Linked DNA regions of Homo sapiens: region 1 is linked to region 2. A link is an interaction called in ENCODE POLR2A ChIA-PET data of the cell type or tissue named here. Cell type or tissue: GM12878. All regions are shown on one strand. Each heading gives the region's core, and the rest is flanking DNA. Links, peaks and the distances in the headings are about the cores only.

Evidence for each region. ChIA-PET counts read pairs that join two places held together with the same protein. Peaks named below come from ENCODE experiments on the same cell type or tissue, not always from the same donor. Only the 100,000 strongest peaks of a DNase experiment are listed, where the experiment ranks them.
Region 1: POLR2A ChIA-PET joins it to region 2 with 6 read pairs; 3 of 35 experiments call an interaction of 5 or more read pairs at or near these places.

The regions. Positions count from the first base shown.
Region 1 is chr4:76,446,574-76,451,961 of GRCh38, reverse strand. All of the region lies in intron 1 of SHROOM3 (shroom family member 3), which reads right to left. Among named protein-coding and RNA genes, the nearest start is that of SHROOM3, 14 kb to the right of the region's middle. In GM12878, for the core only: no CTCF peak of the experiment used is centred there; no DNase peak of the experiment used is centred there.
Region 2 is chr4:76,087,187-76,092,574 of GRCh38, reverse strand. The region is part of intron 3 of ART3 (ADP-ribosyltransferase 3 (inactive)); the gene reads right to left. Among named protein-coding and RNA genes, the nearest start is that of ART3, 15 kb to the right of the region's middle. In GM12878, for the core only: a CTCF peak has its summit at 5,202 (motif pointing right); a DNase peak (open chromatin) is centred at 2,149.

The DNA.
Region 1 (5,388 bases), core at 104-5,103, 360 kb before region 2:
GCTGAGGCAGGAGGATGGCTTGAGCCCAAGAGTTCGAGGCTGCAGTGTACCATTATTGTGCCTGGGAATAACCTCTGTACTCTAGCCTGGGCAACATAGTGAGACTCTGTTTCTAAAAAAACCTTTAAAAATTCTTCTTTCATCCTATACTAAATTATTATATATCTAATGGGTCCATTTCTAAACTTTCAATTTTGTTTTGTGCTTCCAATAGCCAATTTCTTCCTGTCTCTCACTTTATTTAAGGTATCAGATTTTATTTAAGGCATGACTTACGTGCAGTAAAATGTGCAGATCTTAAGGAAACAGTTCAATGAGTTTTTGACAAATGCATATATCCACATAGCACATATCACTATTAAGATATAGAACATTTCCATCATCCCAGAAATTTACAACTTTCATGCATCAAAAGGGCACTAGCGCACATCATCCCTTGTGCCCTAGTCAGTCTCCAACCACAGAGGCAATGATTGGTCTGATTTCTTTCACCAATGACTGGTTTTAAAAATTTATATAAATGAAATAATTAAGAATATACGTTGTTGTGCCTGCTTTCTTTGATTCTGCACAAATTTTTTGCAGTTTATTGAATGGTGTAAATCACATCTTTATGATTCTTTGAATAATTAGGACTCTGTGACATGCTTTAGAGCTTCATTTTGGTTATTTTCCTCTACTATATTAAATTTCAGTTAATTAAATCAATACTGGCTGAGTGCAGTGGCTCACATCTGTAATCCCAGCACTTTGGGAGGCTGAGGCAGGTGGATCATCTGAGGTCAGGAGTTCAAGACCAGTCTGGCCAACATGGCGAAGCCCCATCTTTACTAAAAATACAAAAATTAGCCAGGCATGGTGGCAGGTGCCTGTAATCCCAGCTACTCAGGAGGCTGAGGCAGGAGAATGGCGTGAACCCAGGGGCAGAGGTTGCTGTGAGCCAAGATTGTGCCACTTCACTCCAGCCTGTGCAAAAGATCTAAACTCCATCTCAAAAAAAAAAAAATCAATACTAAATGGTTAACATGGTGGGTAATAATTTACTTTGTGGTTTACTATAATTTCTGTCTTTTTTTGTTCTTCTAATTTTTGTTACCAGAATAGAAGTAGTGTTTTTCTTTATGATTCATTGATTTTTACTATATTTACAGAGTTGGCAACTATCTACTTTCAGAACACCTAGTTTCAGAACATTTCCATTATTTCAAAAAGAAACCTTGTACCCATTTATAGTCACTCTCTATTCCTATCCATAGCCTTAGGCAATCTTTCATCTACTTTCTGTCCCTTTAGAATTGCCTTTTCTGGGTATCTCATATATGTGGAGTTAAATATGTTCCTTTGTGTCTGGTGTCTTTCACTGAGCATAATATTTTCAAAGTTCATACATGTTGTAACTCAGTTCCTTCTTATTGCCAAATAGTATTCCATTATATGGCTATACCACATTTTGTTTATTCAGTTGATGGGCATTTGGATTTTTTCTATTTATGAAAAATTGTGAACAATGAGGCTATGAACATTTGAGTATGAGTCTCTGTACAGATATATGTTTTTATTTCTGCTGGGTATATACTTCAGAGTAGAACTGTTGGGTGATATGGTAACTCTATGTTTAATATTTTAAGAAATGGCCATCTGTTTCTCCAAAGTGGCTGCACCATTTTACATTCCCACTTGCAATGTATGAAAAAGTATACTTTTAATCTCTCTGAAATGACAGCATAATAGGACAAACCAAGCAATTTTGACAAAAAAGAAAGCATATTTTTCTCTGCTTGGGAGATGGAAGGAGAGGAGATGATTTTCTTCTGTGCTGCTTTTTGAATCTCTTATTTCCTGTTCCACAGCCTCCCTGGAGCTAGAGCAGGCATGAATGTGTTCGGCAATCAATGGAGTTAAAACGAACACTAAGTTGCCAAGGCCTCCCTCATTATGATGAAATACCCCTCCCTGTGCTCACACACACATACAAGCTCAATTTTTAAAACCACTTGTTAATTCTTAATACAAAGAGTAAAACACTTATCTTCCTCACCTTCTATTTTTTAATAGAGCATATGTTTCTCTATTATTCACAGTTCAGACTGCTACAAAAATGCTTTAACTAAAAGAAGGAACAATGCCTTTCACATTATTATATTCAAATATGAATTTAGAAAAGAGAGGACTGGAAGCATATTTAGTTTCTCTTTAACTGCCAATTTCATATAACTGACAACATGAATTATATGACACAAAATCTATTCATTATTCTATCCATTCAAGATCAAGCTGAGGTTTAAAGCAGACTAATGGCTGTCACGTGAAGCTACTGTTTGTCAGTCTTCAGTGAACTCAAGCAAAAAACAAGGAAATTGGAAATGGACAACATAGTGAGTCAAAGAATATTCACATTGTGGGGAAGCAGCCCCTGAAGAAAAGAAGCTTCTTGTGTGGAATTTGGCAGAGGTACAAGTTATTCAAGGAAACGCATGTTAGTGTTAAAAAGTTATTCTGTTATTTCAAGGGCAGGGTAGGTCGGAAACTGTGTCATATTCTATTGCCTGCTTAGGTGTAAAACTTCACACCATTACCACATTATATTGTCAAATATTCTGGACTTAAAAAAACAGTTATGTATCCACTTTTCTTTTTAGTCTATGTTGTAGTATAAGTTGAGTAAGAAAAGAAGCAATATAAATAAAATTCTAGAAAAGAATTTCTCTCCTCAGAGATCCCCAAATGAATAATTTTCTCTATCTATTCTGTTCAAGGGGGTCACATTTTCCTTAACCCTTAACCTATAGAACAAAAGAGAACCTATAGAACAAGAGAGTGGATCCTACTCTCAGACGGGAGGGAGAAAATCTTGATTTCATTCAGAGATGCTTGATTCATTCAGAGAAATGAAGTGATGATAAAAGCAGAATGAGACTTTTCAGTCAATTCTGTGGAGAAAAGAGAAAACACACCCATCCCATGAGAGGGTGAAGACCGAAAGAGAGAACTACAAAATATCCTGTCTAGGGATGGATTTCCACTTTCCTTAGTACCCAAGAAAAGATTAAGTGTAAGATTCTATGGGATTCCTTCCGCTTGAATTCCATAGTACAGTGCAATGCTCCAAAGATCACAGATTTTGGAAACAGATAGATCTACATTAGTCTTTAGGGTCTGGCTATCCCTTAGTAAGCATTCTCTAAATGGTGGTCATCTTAGTTTGGATTTCCTCAGAAACAGACCCTGAGACAAGACTTCAAATGCAAGTAGTTTACCTGGGGGTAAAGAAAGCTGACAAGGAAGTGGGAACATGAGGTAGAAAAGGGAAGGCAGCTGACATAGATGTTTGATCAAGCCAGCTACAACTGTGGGCAACTGGAGTTGGATTCTGAAGAAATTCTAGGTGCTAGTGGAAAACATACACCTTAGAGTCATCCCATCTGAGAGATGAAAGAACTAAGCTGCTTACGTACCAACTCCAGTTGGTCATGGAGGGTTGCTCTTGGTGTCATTACTGTGGCAAAGGGCTTCCAAGCAAAGAATTGCAGATGCTGACAGCTGGAAGTCCAGCCAATGCACACAGAAATGAAGGTGAGGAAATGTGGACGGGTCAGTTGCAGTGGTATAAGAAGAAAAAACGAGAACATGCTCCTTTAGGGTGCAGTGACCTCATCTTCTGTTGTTTCCCAGTGCTGTCAGATTTTAGGCACTCAATAAATGATGTGTTGACTAAATATGATAACTAATGAATGAAATGAGTTAGCTTTAAATCTTGGCTCCATCTTTTATGAAAAACCTCTTTCCTCATATATAAAAACAAATCTCATTCCACAAAATAATAAATAAAAGAATCTAACATAGTACCTGACCCACAGCAGACTGACACATATAAATAATGCTCTATAAATAATTTTATTTATTTAAATATAAATAATGTATTTTTTTCTTTTTTATACCATGGAATCCTCCTCTGTTTATTTTGCCTTCTCTGTTAAAGAAGCAAGGTGGCAGTAGTACTTTGCAGGGCCTGAGTTCAGAAATTTGCAATATGTGTTGGCCCAGTGGAGGGGGTCTACACCAACTGTCCTTCTTAAAGGTCAAATTTATTGACTTACATATGTAGGGGAAACTGTGATAGTAATGCTTTCAAGGGAGTGCCAACAACTGATTTAATTGTAGACTTTGAGCCAAGAGCAACACCATGCAACTATGAATGTAGTCCTAAAGAATAACACTCATTCTCTTAACCTTCCTCCTGCTGCCTTACACTTAGATCAATGGCTGCCTTGTTTTTGCCCTGCTACTCACTAGCTGATACTCAAAAGTAAAAATATAAAAAATAAACAAAAGCAAAAGCAAAGCATGAGAGAAAAGAGTCTATTTTCTGCCTTCTCATTCTCAAAAGTTTGCACACTCTCCTATTCTTTTAATTGTCTATCTCAACGCCCAACATGTATATTTATTTCTGGAATGCAGCCAGATCCTGGGTCTGAATTCCAGAAGCTCATTTCCCAGTTTCCATGAGACAAGGCCTCAAAAATGTGAACCTCTCAGAGGACACATGCAAGATGATAAAAGCTTACATTGTACCCACACAACTTCTTTCATTAAAAATTTTAACTTTTCAAAGGAAAAGAGAAAGGCAATTGATTCTAGAGTCCAATTTTTCTTCTTACCTTCTAGCAAATGTGTGGCTCAGGATACACTTTAATATACAAAGTGCTAAGCACTTTGACTAACCTGAAGAATGCTTATTTCCACTTAAATTGCCTGGGTTTTGACTTCAAATTCATGTCACAATGATTTTTAAATTTTGAGATCTTTAGAATACTAGGATCTGTCTGTACCAGGTTTCCAGGAACCAAGAATGAGTGAGAGATGAGGCCAATTGAACCAAGACCCTAGCAGGTAGCAATGGCTTTGAGGGTAACAACTGTACGTGAAGTTCCCAGGATCGTGCCAAGAGAGTGTACTATTAGGAAAGCCGGCGAGTAGGCCTTGCAGGGAAAGTGAATGCTAGTGACCATCATGAAACCAGAGCAGACAGATTGAGCGTGGACACAGCCAACTCAGCAGTAGATGAAGCTGGATGAGCACAGCAGATGTACTACATTTTGAACTAAGCAAGGGCTAGAAAGGGACAACCAAAATGAGATAAAGTTTGGTGTAAAGAGCACTCCTTCATAAAAGACCATCAGTTGTGGTGCCCAGCTCATAACCGGGGCTCATCAGCATGTCGGGAGGCATGAACCTCATGTGCCCCAGCAGATCATTGTTCTATCAGTTTGCAACTTATGTCTGATTCCCTCTTTTAACTGGTTTCAGTCCCTGTTAGCTTTAAACCATCTAATGTTCGTCTAGTATTTCTCCTTGAGTACCAGGCCTTGGGGGTTGAGGTTTTTTCAT
Region 2 (5,388 bases), core at 238-5,237:
ATGATAAACACAAAGTCTTAAAAGCAGCCAGTGGGGAGCAGGGGAGCTAAATAAAGAGGAGCAGAAATGAGGAGCACAGCAGATTTTTTTGTCAGAAGCAATTTAAGTAAAACAACAGAGGAACAGTAAATTTGTAAACTACTAAAAGACAAAAAAAAGATCAATCTAGAATTCTATACCCAGTGAAAACAGCTTTCAAAACTGAAGGTGAAATAAACTTTTCATACATACAACACTTAAAGGTAAATCTGACGAAAGATGGAAAAGCCTTACACACTGAACACTATTTGGATACAGCTGACAGAAATTAAGACCTAAATAAATGGAGATGTTATGCTGTGTTCATGAGTTGGAAAAGTATATTTTTTAAAACTCTTCTCATATTGATCTATAAATGCAAGGCAAGCTTAATCAAAATCCAAGCAGAAATTGTAGAAATTGACAAGGTGATTCTAAAATTCATATGGAAGCATAAAGAACATATAATCACCAAAACAACTTTGCAAGAAAAGAATACAATGAACACTACCTGGTTTTGAGGTTTATTATATAGCTATAGTGATCAATATATGATACTGGAATAAAGATAAATCACCAGGCACAGTGGCTCACACCTATAATCCCAGCACTTTGGGAGGCTGAGGCAGGTGGATCACTTCAGGTCAGGAGTTCAAGGCCAGCCTGGCCAACATGGTGAAACCCTGTCTCTACTAAAAATACAAAAAATTAGCCAGGCGTGATGGCACATGCCTGTAGTCCCAGCTACTTGGGAGACTGAGGCAGGAGAATTGCTTGAACCCAGGAAGCAGAGGTTGCAGTGAGCCAAAATTGTGCCACTGTACTCCAGCCTGGGTGACAGAGCGAGACTCTGTCTCAAAAAAAAAAAAAAAAAAAAGATAAGCTACAAATTCAGAGAAAATATTTGCAAATCACATATCAGACAAAAACCTCGTACCTACAATACATAAATAATTCTCAAAAGATAAGAAAACAACCTCATTAAAAGTGGACAAAAATCTTTGAGCAGGTGTTTCAGTAAATATATACAAATGGCAAATAAGTATGTGAAAAGATGCTCAACATTATTACTCATTAGGAACATGCAAATTAAAACTACAATAAAATACCACCACATATCTATTTAGAACTGTTAAAAAGACATCTATCAAGTGTCGGCAAGAATGTGGTATAGCTAGAACTCTTATACACTCCTGGTGAGAATGTAAAATGGTACAGGTACTCTGGAAAACCATTTGGCAGCTTCTTCCAAAGTTACACATATACCTATCATATAATCCAGCCAATGCATTCCTAGGCATTTACTCAAGTGTAATGAAAGCATATGTCCATACAAAGACTTGTATATACATGTTCACAGAAGTTTTATTTGTAATAGCCAAGGACTGGAAACAACCCACGTACTCATCAACAGGTGAATAGACAAGTAAACTGTGTTATATCCACTATTCTACAACAGCATAAATAAACTATTGATACATGCAACAACACAGATGAATCTCAAAACAATTATGCCGAGTGAAAGAAGCCAGGCAAAAAAGAGAATATACTGTATGATAAGATTTGAATGAAACTCTAGACAGTGCCAACTAATCTGTAGTGACAGCAAGTACATTAGTAGATGCCTGGGGGGACTGGGAAACAGGGAAAGGGAGGAGAAAGGAATTGCAAAGAGGAATGAAACTTTTGTAAGCAACAAATGTAAAATGCTCATTGTCTTGATTGTAGTGATGATTTCATTGGCATATACATATATCAAAACTTACTAAATTTTACTTTATGTGCAGTTTATTGCATATCAATTATAACTCAGTAAAGCTATTAAATTTTTTTTTCTTAATTATGAGGATGGGATGAACAGGACAGGACTAGGTTTTGGATCTGGTCTCTAGTTCCCTACCAAAAGAAGCCCTCCACATCCCTGACTTGTTAAATACTGGAGATTACATGGCTGTCATGTTAGCAGAGAAGTCTACAGTTAGAAACATTAGACGCAGTCTGGACAAGAGTAAATAAAGCCCTCCCACAAGTTCCCTATCTCTTTCAGATCCAAAGAAATTACAAATGTCAATGACTATACTCACAGCTGATTAGAATCTCTGGCAACAAGGCTACGTCAGAATTTGTAGGTCACGAGGACTTCCTCTTTCTGCAGGGCTGTTACTGCTAGCCTGTTAACTGGGCCTAATTGAGACAGACTGTCTTATCGAAAGAAAAGTCATGATTCACTAAACCAGTATCTTATTATGCAATACGTTCTCTCTGAACTAAATTCCCATAAGGCTGGACGAACTCTCGAAAGCTCCACTGTCATATGGAAATCTTACCTCCAATAAAGGGCCAAACCTGGCTACTAAAACCTAATCCACTTTCACAAACATGTGGCTGACCTGCCATTAGATCTGTGGTTTTTCTAAACAGTGGCTGAGGTGTTCACAGGGCTACCAAAGAATATTTTTATTTATTTATTTATTTTAAGATGGAGTTTCACTCTTGTCACCCAGGCTGGAGTGCAATGGCGCAATCTCAGCTCACTGCAACCTCTGCCTCCCAGGTTCAAGTGATTCTCCTGCCTCAGCCTCCCGAGTAGCTGGGACTACAGGTACCCACCACCATGCCTGGCTAATTTTTGTATTTTTAGTAGAGACGGGGTTTCACCATGTTGGCCAGGCTGGTCTCGAACACCTGACCCCGTGATCTGCCCGCCTCGGCCTCCCAAAGTGCTGGGATTACAGACGTGAGCCACCGCGCCCAGCCTCCAAAGAATATTTTAAATTTCAAGAAAAACACAGCCAGGCTTGATATCTGTCAGACACCGTGTGAACTACTAGCTTGAGGTAGAACTCAGTTTTAAAGCTACAGGTTATATCATGTTACAAACTGTTTGATGACATATATCTGTTCTCCCACTGCTATAAAGAAATATCTGAGACTGGGTAATTTATAAAGAAAGGAGTTTTGATTGGCTCATGATTCGGCAGGCTGTACAGGAAGCGTGGCAGGGGAGGCCTCAGGAAACTTACACTCATGGCATAAGGTGAAGGGGAAGCAGGCTCGTCTTACATGGCCAGAGCAAGAGGAAGAGGGAGAGGGGGAAGATGCTACACATTTTTAAACAACCAGATGTTGTGAGAACTCTATCATGATAACAGCACAAAGGGGACGGTGCTAAATAATTAGAAACAGCCCCCATGATCCAATCACCTCCTTCCAGGCCCCATCTCCAACATTGGAGATTACAACTGAACATGAGATTTGAGTAGGAACACAGATCCAAACCATATCATTTGCAAGGTAGGTCTTTTTAGCAATTGTTGTCGCAAAAAGCAAGTATATGTGAAAATCAGTGTGGAACAGGAAATGAGATAGTACACAATCTGATTCCAGGGTCTGAGAAGCTGTGAATGTCCAAAAAGCAAACACATCCCATTAGCAAGTAATTATTGTTAAGAATAAAATAATAGTACTTTTAAAAAGTATGTGCTATTTTTTCAAATGTTTACTAAGGTGTTAAGATATAAATATTTATTAATTTGGGGTATTGATAAATGCCACATTGATTTTCACATATACTTGGTTTCATTACAACAATTGCTAAAAAGATCCAGCTTTGCAAATTTATGATGTCATCAAACAGAATGTACTATGATATAACATGTAACTTTGAAACTGAGTTCCACCTCAAGCTAGTAGTTCACCCAGTGTCTGACAAATATCAAGTATGGCGGTGTCTGTTTTGAAATTTAAAAATATTCCTTGGCAGCCTGGTGAATTTGCTATAGCATTCAGGGACATTTCAGCCACTGTTTAGAAGTACGAATTTCTTATGGTGTTGGATATGTCACTTCCTATTAGGCCTAGAGACATGGATCTTATTGATGTCTCAATCTTAGACAATCCCAGACAACAGTACAGAAACTTTGCTACTCCCAGGAAATGCTAAAGAAAGGTGCCAATCAGAACCAATGGAGATACTTAACATTTAATAAGCACACAAGGGCTGGGGTAGATTTATAACAAATAAATCTGGATAGTCCTGTAGGCTCACCTTCTTTCCCCCTTTTGATGGCTTAGCAGAGAGCTGGCTCAACAGGTCTCAGTAAACTCTACAAAATAATACTACTAGCCACTGGAGTCTACAGGCTCCTCCTTTCTATCAAGGCTACTTTCCAGCCAGGGAACAATATTCCCTGGCCCTCTTACTCTATAAATTATGTAGAGCATTATACAGGCACGCCTCTCTCTATGGAAACATTGACCAAAATGCCAGATAATCTCTGCCTACTCTGTTCAGTAAAAAAAAAAAAAGAGAGTTCAGGGGATGATATGTGCTCTACTATTTCTCTGCATATAAATTTTCTTCCTATAAACCTAGTATATTTGCCCTGTAGGGTGCAGGGAGCCCCAAAGCCATGGCTTCCCACCAGGTATTTATAATTCATTCACCGTCCTCCCAATTGAGGTATAATTTTCCAATGGAGTAATTTTTTTAAGAGATGGGTGTCTCATTATGTTGCCCAGGCTGCACCTGAATCCCTCGGGTCAAGGGATCCTCTTGCCTCAGCCTCCCCAGTAGTTGGGTCTACAGGCACACACCACTGCACCCAGCCCCAATGGAGTAATTTTTAATGATAATGGATGTAGCTTGATTATACAGCTAACATTTCAACTTTATCGCATTTTCTAGAAAAATAGCATAAAAGTTAGTTAACCTGGGCTAATTTTCTATTGAGGAAGGAGAAAGGTTTCTGTTACTCCTTTTCACTCACATCAGCTTGGATTAATACCAAGATTAATGTCTATGACCACCAGGAACTATATTATCTAAAGAGATGTTGATATTCTCTCTGCTTCCTAACGAACAAAGTTTTCAGCTAACTAGTTTTTGAAAAACTCACAATATATATTTATCTTGGAAATCACAGGCAAGTTTAAAACATTGTGGGACTATGTTTAGCACACTAAACGTAACGCAGTAAAAATTTTTTTTACCCCTTTTAGAAACATTGTCTTTTTTTAATCCAAAGGCTCAGTTATATCCAGTCACAATGGAACAAGATTCTCACTACATTCTCCTTAGCTAGGGCTCTTAAAACACTTGGCCATTGTTCTTCACACTGTTTCAAACTGCCTGTCTTTAAAGGTTACTCCAGGGAGTTTTTGATCCTGACTTTCCATCTCTAGATGGCGGCAGAGGACTCCAGCCCAGGGTTAAATCAACACACTCGAGTACAATGGCTGACTGTCATAGCTCCCTAAACACATGGTACACGTGCGCCTCCACAATGACCCGCACTTCTCCACGCGGGTCTGAACTCTGGCATTTTCAGAATCAATCCAATAGAACCTCTTTGGTTCTTTCATAATCCC